Regions from separate parts of the Homo sapiens genome. Here region 1 is linked to region 2. The links are chromatin contacts, found by Hi-C or POLR2A ChIA-PET in ENCODE. All regions are on one chromosome and are shown on one strand. Each heading gives the region's core, a stretch centred on a gene start or an enhancer-like site at or near the end of the contact. The rest is flanking DNA. Distances are from core to core; before and after follow the strand shown. Region 1 holds the start of CDK5RAP2 (CDK5 regulatory subunit associated protein 2). Region 2 holds the start of TRIM32 (tripartite motif containing 32).

Evidence for each region. A loop is a pair of places that touch in the nucleus more often than their neighbours do. ChIA-PET counts read pairs that join two places held with the same protein, here RNA polymerase II (POLR2A). Pooled maps may share reads with other maps.
Region 1: a loop to region 2 is called in a map of naive thymus-derived CD4-positive, alpha-beta T cell, with 25 times the contacts of the local background. The contact joins the promoter of CDK5RAP2 here to the promoter of TRIM32 in region 2. A Hi-C loop is called at or near these places in 1 of 168 maps with a recorded cell type or tissue (naive thymus-derived CD4-positive, alpha-beta T cell) and 8 of 50 pooled maps. POLR2A ChIA-PET finds 5 or more read pairs at or near these places in 1 of 52 experiments (activated CD4-positive, alpha-beta T cell).

What each region holds. Positions count from the first base shown.
Region 1 is chr9:120,577,380-120,581,614 of GRCh38, reverse strand. CDK5RAP2 (CDK5 regulatory subunit associated protein 2) reads left to right here and starts at 1,448. Exons shown (of 38, transcript NM_018249.6): 1 at 1,448-1,695. The coding sequence starts at 1,637. RefSeq lists enhancers at 1,231-1,360, 1,214-1,776.
Region 2 is chr9:116,684,735-116,688,958 of GRCh38, reverse strand. TRIM32 (tripartite motif containing 32) reads right to left here and starts at 1,654. Exons shown (of 2, transcript NM_012210.4): 1 at 1,578-1,654. The region is part of intron 16 of ASTN2 (astrotactin 2); the gene reads left to right. RefSeq lists enhancers at 1,178-1,227, 1,668-1,987 and a silencer at 1,398-1,597.

The DNA.
Region 1 (4,235 bases), core at 199-2,698, 3.9 Mb before region 2:
CAAATTGCAAAATATGGTAAGTGCCACAAAGGAATAATTTGCATTGCTAGGAATACAAGAAGTGGCTTGATTTAGATTAAATGACTAGGGAAGGCTTCTTTTGAAAAGTATCAATAATTGGTTAATTACTTAACTGAAGAATGAGGGCCTGGTGCAGTGGCTCAGGCCTATAACCCCAGCACTTTGGGAGGCCAAGGTGGGAGGATTGCTTGAGGCCAGGAGTTCAAGACCAGCCTGGGCAACATAGTGAGACCCTGTCTCTATTTAAAAAAAAAAAAAAAAGAATGAGGAAACAGGGTGAAAGGGGAATTGTTCAAGATTACTGGGAAAGTCACTATCTATCCACTCACCAACCATTTCAAGTTATTTTCATCGGGCTCTCTCACAAGGGCCTGCAGAGGAAGGAGCAACACTGAGTTGAGGAGGGGAAGGTTAATTTCATTGCTTAAGCTCTGCCAAGATTATCTAAGTGTTTGGTGATTGCTATGTGCTTTAAGAAAGGCAGCCAAGGGGCCGGTGCTGTGGCTCACGCCTGTAATCCCAGCAGTTTGGAAGGCCGGGGTGGGCAGATCACGAGGTCAGGAGATTGAGACCATCCTGGCCAACATGGTGAAACCCCGTCTCTACTAAACATACAAAAATTACCCGGGTGTGGTGGCGCAAGGCCGAGGCAGAAGAATCGCTTAAACCCAGAAGGTGAAGGTTGCAGTGAGCTGAGATCGGGCCACTGCACTCCAGCCTGGCGACAGAGGCACCATTTCAAAAAAAAAAAAAAAGAAAGGCAGCCAGGGTTATGCAGAGAGCCCTCATCTAGTTGGCAGGAGCTGCAGACCCCCACTCCAGTTGAAAGACATTGTCAATACTTAATTACTTTGGGAGAGTCCTTTCCTCTTGCTGGCCCTCAGTTTTCTGACCACAGGTGCCTTTGAGTCCTAATGGTAATAAAAGACCAATAGGTGAGAGACTGGAGTGGGAGTGCTGTTGACCACTGGCTCATGGGAATGAGTTATTTGCTTCAAACTAAGTCTGCAAATTACTGTTTGCCTTGAGATTCCGCACGTAGTATTTTTCCAAAGCAAGGCAGCACTCAGTTATCTGAGTTTCAACTTAAGGTCAAATCCCAAAGTTTTGGGGTCATTATTCTAGAAAAGCAAACACGAGGTTAGGAACTTTGAGGATTCCTGAGTGGCTGTATTCATTTCCATCTCCCGCGTAAATTAACGGACTAGGGCCCGCTTTGGCCCTCAACAAAGATGGCACCCGCCCTCGCCTCTCCCTAAGTGCCCTCACAAAAAATGGCAGCCGGCCTTTTTTTGTCTCTTATTTTTGCTTGGCTTAAGCACGGATGCTTTGCCCTTAGTTAAGATGGCACCTATCCCCGCTTCCCTGCCCGTCCTCTGGCGCCAGCCGGTCGGCTTCACTGCGTGCGCCTCCGTGACCCCGCCTCGTTTCCGTAGGAAGAAGCGCCGGGAAAGATGGCGGCGTCTGTGGTTTGAATTCCAGCGGCGCCGCCAGAGTCTGAACAAGAGCTGGGGTGGAGGGGGCGGGGACCTGGGGAGCCCGGCGGGTCGCTATCGCGGGGGGTACTAGTGGCGCCGCCGCCACAGACACCAACGCTGTCGCCACCTCTGTAGCCATGATGGACTTGGTGTTGGAAGAGGACGTCACCGTCCCTGGGACGCTCAGCGGCTGCAGGTGCGGCCGGGGCATTGGTGGTCGTGGTAACCGGGCCGGGGTTCCAGCTGGTGGGATTTCGTTCTAACGCGGCCTTGGGGTTTGCTCTTGAGGGTGTCTGGCCAGGGGCAGTGTGTGGGGTGGGTTCCTTCGGAGAGGGTCTCTGGGGGGCCCACCACCTGACACTCTGGAGGGCTGGGAGCCGCGACCTGCACCACAATTGCCAGTAGCATTGCGCCATGTACTTTGTAGAGCGTGTGAAGAACAGGTAAGGAGTTTTCTGAAAGAGTAGGACGAGGGTGGGGCCACTTGGAGTATCCCGTTAGTGGGGATTGGTGGAGAACAGGGACCTTGAGGGCACCTGATGGTTCCTTCTGGTTTGAGAGTTTGTTTTCATTATGGAGAGAGTGTAGCCGGTATGCCCAGACTTTGCTTTTTGGGTCACATAGTGGCCACCCAGGAGGCAATGGAGTGCAATGATTAAGAACCTTGGCTAGAGTTGGACAAAACTGGATTCAAATCCAGCCCTGTAAACTGACTAGCTGTGTGACCTTGGTAAAGTGATTTCACCGGCTTTCCCATCTGTAAAATGGGCTAGTAATATCCACCCAACAGAGTTGGGGTGAGGATTAAAAGAGGTGATGCCTGTCGAGCCATTTGCTTGGCAGGTGTAGTGCCTGCCACATAATCAGTGCTTAAAAAATGATCTTGTGTTGCCATTAGTGTCATTATTACTACTGTCATCAAAGGTGATATGAATCAGGGAATAATGGCCAAGAGTGGCCTCCCATGGACCTGCCCCAAGAGACTGTGGGAGTCCCCATTGCTGGTGGAGCTGGGGTCTGGTAGGAAGGCCTAACAGAGCGCAACTCTGCTCCACGGCTGGCCCCTGTGGTTGTCCTAGACTCCTGGTTGGAGAGTGAGTAGAGGGAAGAGGAGGAGAGCCCTGACGGAGAACCTGCACTGTTTATCCAGCTCTACTATGGACAAGCTGCTGCTTTTAGTCAACAGATCCTAATTGAAAGGGTGACCATGTTATTTATTGTGCTAACTGGGACACTTAAGAGTGAAAAGAGCCAGGTGCGGTGGCTCACCTGTGTAATCCTAGCCCTTGGGGAGGCCGAGGTGGGCCGATTTCTTGAGCTCAGGAGTGTGAGATCAGCCTGGGCAACATGGTGAAATCCTATCTCTACAAAAACTACAAAGATTAGCCAGGCGTGGTGGCATGCACTTGTAGTCCCAGCCGCTCGGGAGGCTGAGGCAGGAGGATTGCATGAGCCCGGAAGGTTGATGCTGCAGTGAGCTGTGTTCATGCCACTGCACTGTAGCCTGGGTGACAAAGTGAGACTCTATCTTTAAAAAAAAAAAAAAGGAAAGTGAAAATAATTAATATTTATGCCCGGGCAGCAGACATAAAGAGGGCCTATCTTGGGTAAACCTGGACAAATGGTTTTTCTGTTTATTGAGAACCTTCATGTATGAGGCACAGACTAAGATGCTTTGCAGTTCCTGTCTAATTGGGTCCTGTGATATTTCATCATGCCCTTTTCTATCTATTTTACATCCACTGCCCCAATATATTGGGAGTATGGCTTCTCTCTTGTATTGTCCTTTGCACCTCTAATAGTTTTTTATACTACAATTTGAAAACTATTTTTTATTTATTTATTTTTTTGAGACGGAGTCTTGCTTTGTGACCAGGCTGGAGTGCAGTGGCGCGATCTCGGCTCACTTCAACCTCCGCCTCCCGGGTTCAAGCAATTCTCCTGCCTGAGCCTCCGGAGTAGCTGGGATTACAGGAGTGCACCACCGTGCGTGGCTAATTTTTGTATTTTAGTAGAGACGGGATTTCACCATGTTGGCCAGGATGGTCTCCATCTCCTGATCTCATGATCTGCTCTCCTTGGCCTCCCAAAGTTCTGGGATTACAGGCGTGAGCCACCGCGCCCGGCGTGAGAACTATTTTTTAAATATAAATCTGCTCTTCACAGTCTGCTGCTTTATACTTTTAATGCTGCTTATTGCTGTTATCATAACTTCCATTATTATTCTCTCAGATAGCCATTCTTATTTCAGTGCTTTTTGGCCAGACACTTGGGTTTTGGGGTCCCAGGCCTAGCTGGGTTTTAATCCCAGTTCTGCTACTTAACAACCCCTTGATCTGGGGCAAGTCACTCATCATCTGTGAGCCTCAGTGTTTATCATCTGTAAAAGGGGTTGGTATAAAGCCTAGGGTTGGCATAAGGATTAAAATGAATCTTAAAAAGTTTAGCTCAGTGTCTGACCCAGAGTAACTACTCAACAGATCAGCAAATATTCTCCTTTCCCTCATCTCCCTGCCTTTGCAGGACGTAGATACTGCATACATTCCATCTTAACCATTTTAAAGCATGGTTCAGTTGTATTAAATATATTTGTATTATTGCTCAACGGTCACCACTATCTATCTTCGTAACTCTCCATCTTGCAAAACAGAAACTGTGTCCCTGTTAAAACAGTAACTCCCTATTCCCCCCTTCTCCCAGCCTCTGACAATCACCATTCTACTTTCTGTCTCTATG
Region 2 (4,224 bases), core at 405-2,904:
CAGACTTGGTTAAGAACCACTGCTTTACAGTCTAGCACAGGACTAAATGCTCAATACCTAAGGGTTCCCTTTTTTTTTTCTGGTGGTTGTTGTTGTTGTTTTGTCTGTCTCCGAGCCCAAACACCTCACTCACAGAGCCACTGCCCCTTCAAGCTGTAATGGATCTTATATAGGATAAATTATTCCACTCATTCCCCTGGAGGTCTCACTTTCTATCTGCTATCGTAGCTTGGGGGTACAGGGAAAAAGGGCTTAGGCAGATGACCTTGAATAGTTCCACTTCTTCTTCCCCAAAGCCTACCACTTTCAGTGGGCCGGGGGACCGGTGGTCAGAATGGAGTTAGTGGCAATACCATACCTGCCTCATGATAACGGATCTTTGTTTAATAAATGAAGAAGATTCTGCCCTTCACAGGGATTACCACACTCCTTCAGGATTATCTGAACTGAAGATTTATCACTTTGTTCCTCAGCACCTGAACTCTGCTCATCTTCATATACTCATCCAGTTTCATACATTACTTTTAGGTCCTTGGGTCCCCTGAACTCCCTCTGTCTCCCATGCAGCGATTTAAGGAAAATCTCTTTAGCAGCCCAAGACACCAATCCACAAATCTACTCAGGGTCCTTTGATTTTATAGCCCAGTTAGGACATCTCCACCCCACGATTCAATCCTCTCCAAACCCTGTCCCCAACCCTCTTACAATTCCAAATTCCAATCTTTGGGGCTGTATATTGCAACCCTCGTCAATTCCTCACTCATATGCCCCAAATCCCTCGGACTCAGATCGTTTAATCCCTATTTCCAAATCTCTGCCACACTCAGCCCCGCACCTCAGTTCAACGCCCCAATTCCTCACCCCAGATTTCTGCTCTCCCTCAATCTGAGCCCCCATCTCCTGCATTCCATCGGGCACTGTGCTGCCCTCATACCCTGCTCCTTCCTCTTATGCACTGAATGTCATGTGCTGCCTTCACACCTCAGCCAGCTCCCTTCTTTCTGCTAACAAGATAGAGTCCCTCAAGAACTCACCCCACCCCCTCAATCTCACCCTCAGCCCACTCCGAAAACCCTTTCTCAATAGCACTTAGGATCGCCCTAGACCTTGCTCCTATCATCTCAGACCCTGTCCTTGCCAGATGCCTAGCGCCCCCAGATTTCCTCAAATCTCATCGGGGCCCCCCAGTTCCTTCATATTTCTGAAATTCTGCACCCAGGTCCCTCCAGGGCCCTGATTCCCTCCCATCTCCCACATGCTACACCCCGTTCCTCCTCAGGGCCCCGACATTACCTCATACCTCCCGAGATGCTGCAACCGCAAATCTCTTCAGAGCCCCTCGCTCCCCTCCCCCAGCTGCATCTCCTCGGATCTCCTCAGCCCCACGAATCCCTCCCGAGCCTGCCCCTCGCAGCCCCACCCCCACCCTAGTCCTGCCCCCCCCAGATCCGGTCCCCACACCCTGCCATTCGGGCGCGGCCGCTGCACGCCGGCACGTTCCCCCGCCTGGCCGCTGAGCCACGGCCCACGACTCCGGCCGCGGTCCCCAGTCCCCAACCCTCCTTCCCGCCCCCTACCTGACCGCCCGCGGCTCCGACGAGTCCACCGCCGGCAGCCCACCCGCCTGCCTCCCTCTGCGCACGCGCCGTTGAGCACCCCTTGCCGGGCGCCAATTCGCAGAGCTCCCTGTCCGTCACTGAGCCCCGCCTCCCCAGCATGCTGGGGCTTGTCGTGCAGCTGGCCCCAAGCGCGCGGGGCAAGGCGGCCCTGCAGGGGTGAGCTTTCCTCTGAGAACCCGGGGCCTTAGCGACACGTAATCCAGTTTTCCGTCTCCTTGGTGCAGATGAAGAAACCGACGCCCATGGGCGAAAGGGACCTGCTCAAGTTCACTCAGTAAGTCAGGAGATAAGCCAGAATGCGTATCTGACTCCAGTCTCAATGTCTACCCCTTCACAAAACGGTAGCCTCCAGGGTAGTCCTCAGCAAAGCGTTGGCACCTTACTGAATCTGTTTTTCCATCTGAGAAATGGGCCAACGGAAAAATCAAACTTCCATTCTGGGGAAGTCGAGAACCGGGACTCCCTAGGAAGGGCAGTGCTTTGGCCTCATGTTCTGTGCTCTGACAGAGAGCTGCACTAGAGACAAGTTTATCCATGAACACATTGCTCTGTAAAGGAATGTTTTGCCTACTCAGCTGGGAGGCCGACAGCAGAGGCAGACTTGGGGAGTACACTCTGCAGCCCCTGTCCCTGCAGACTGAAGGTACCCGGGAACCCAAACCAAGTGTAGTTTTGCTCGGGTGAAGGTGGAGGAATCTTACCAGGTGGGAGGTGATCTGGCCTGAGATTTGAGGGAATCTGGGGCACTAGGCATCTGGCAAGGACGAGGTCTGATACAGGACTGGCTGGCCACGACCTGCAGTCCCTGAAGTAGTTTGGGGCCAATCACCTACTCTCCAAGGTGACTATACTGTACAGCTTAGGAGCACAAAGGAGTTTGAAGTAGGATGGACTTGGATTTGAAATTCCCCTTAGCTATGTGACCCTGCACAATGATAAAACAATAAACAAAAACAATGACTAACATCTTTGAACACTTGCTGTCTGGCTACAGCTGAGGACTTCAGGTGCATAGCTCACTAAATCCTCATAAGGACCTAATGAGATAAGGCAGCTGATGGTTAACCTACACCTGTTGTGTAACCTAGGTGGTTACACAAGGCCACATATACCTAAGTGTTGGAGCCCAAATTTGTACCCAATTCTATCTGAGAACCCACTCTCTTAACCTTGTTTACTCTTTCTCCCCATTTTCTAAATTTCTAATTGAAGTTTGCCATGAAGATAAGCCAAGATTATGGTAGTTTGCACTTAATGATAACTATATTTGAAAAATTGTAATTAGCAGGTAGGGGATAAGGGAGAGGTAATGCCAAATGATTTCTCACTTAGACCAGTTGGGGAGACTTTGCACCCGTTTAAAATTTTTTTTTTTCCTGAAAACCACAGTTATCAGCCCAAAGTATAAATTTAGGACTGTTCATAGTCTTACATATATACATATTATATATGTGTGTATATGTATCAATACAGACATACTGATGTTTCCCTAATTACAGAGGAGTGTTAAAAATACTCCTGGGGATCTAGCTCAAGCAAGTGTCTTGAAAAAAAAAAATCTCTCTTCTCCCTTAAAACAAAAATCAGTGTTTGACTCTTCTTTAATGTTTATTACCAGTTAAATGAATTATTATACCTCTCACAAAATCTTAGAGTAGAATAAGCATTCTAGGAAATGCACTCAATTTTTATCTTATAGCTTGACATATCCTGGCACAATATTAGAATTCCTCTTACACAGAGGCATTTAAAAAATAATCTTTGTGGAGTGCTTTAAACACTCTTTATTCAGCATTTTAATGTAACAGATTTTTATTTAACACTTAAATCACCTATATCAGTGGAACCACCTGAGGAGTTTACCTTGCCCACTGCCTAGACAGAGCTGATTCATCAAGACAGGGGAATTGCAATAGTTAAAGAGTAATTCACGCAGAGTCAGCTGTGCGGGAGACTGGAGTTTTATGATTACTCAAGTCATCTCCCTGAGCATTTGGGGAACAGAGATTTTAAGGATAACTTGGTGGGTTGGGGGAAGCCAGTGAGCCAGGAGCGCTGTTGGTCAGGGATGAAATCATAGGGAGTCGAAGCTGTCTCCTTGCAGTGAGTCAGTTCCTGAGTGGGGGGGCCACAAGATCAGATGAGTGAGTTTATTGATCTGGGTGGTGCCAGCTGATCCATCAAGTGCAGGGTCTGCAAAATATCTCAAGCACTGATCTCAGAAGCATTTTAGGGAGGCTCAGCATCTTGTAACCTCCAGCTGCATGACTCCTAAACCGCAATTTCTAATCTTGTGGCTAATGTTAGTCCTACAAAGGCAATCTAGTACCCAGGCAAGGAGGTCTGCTTTGGGATAGGGTTGTTACTGTCTTTGTTTAAACTATGAACTACAGACTAAATTTCTCCCAAAGTTAGTTCAGCCTATGCCCAGGAATGAACAAGGACAGCTTGGAAGTTAGAAGCAAGATGGAGTCAGTTAAGTTAGATCTCTTTTACTGTCTCAATCATAATTTTGCAAAGGCAGTTTCAGTCCATCACTTTGGGTTTTGTAACACCTTAATCTTAAAGTGTAGGGTATGAAGATGGGAAAAGGCTGTCGATTGCT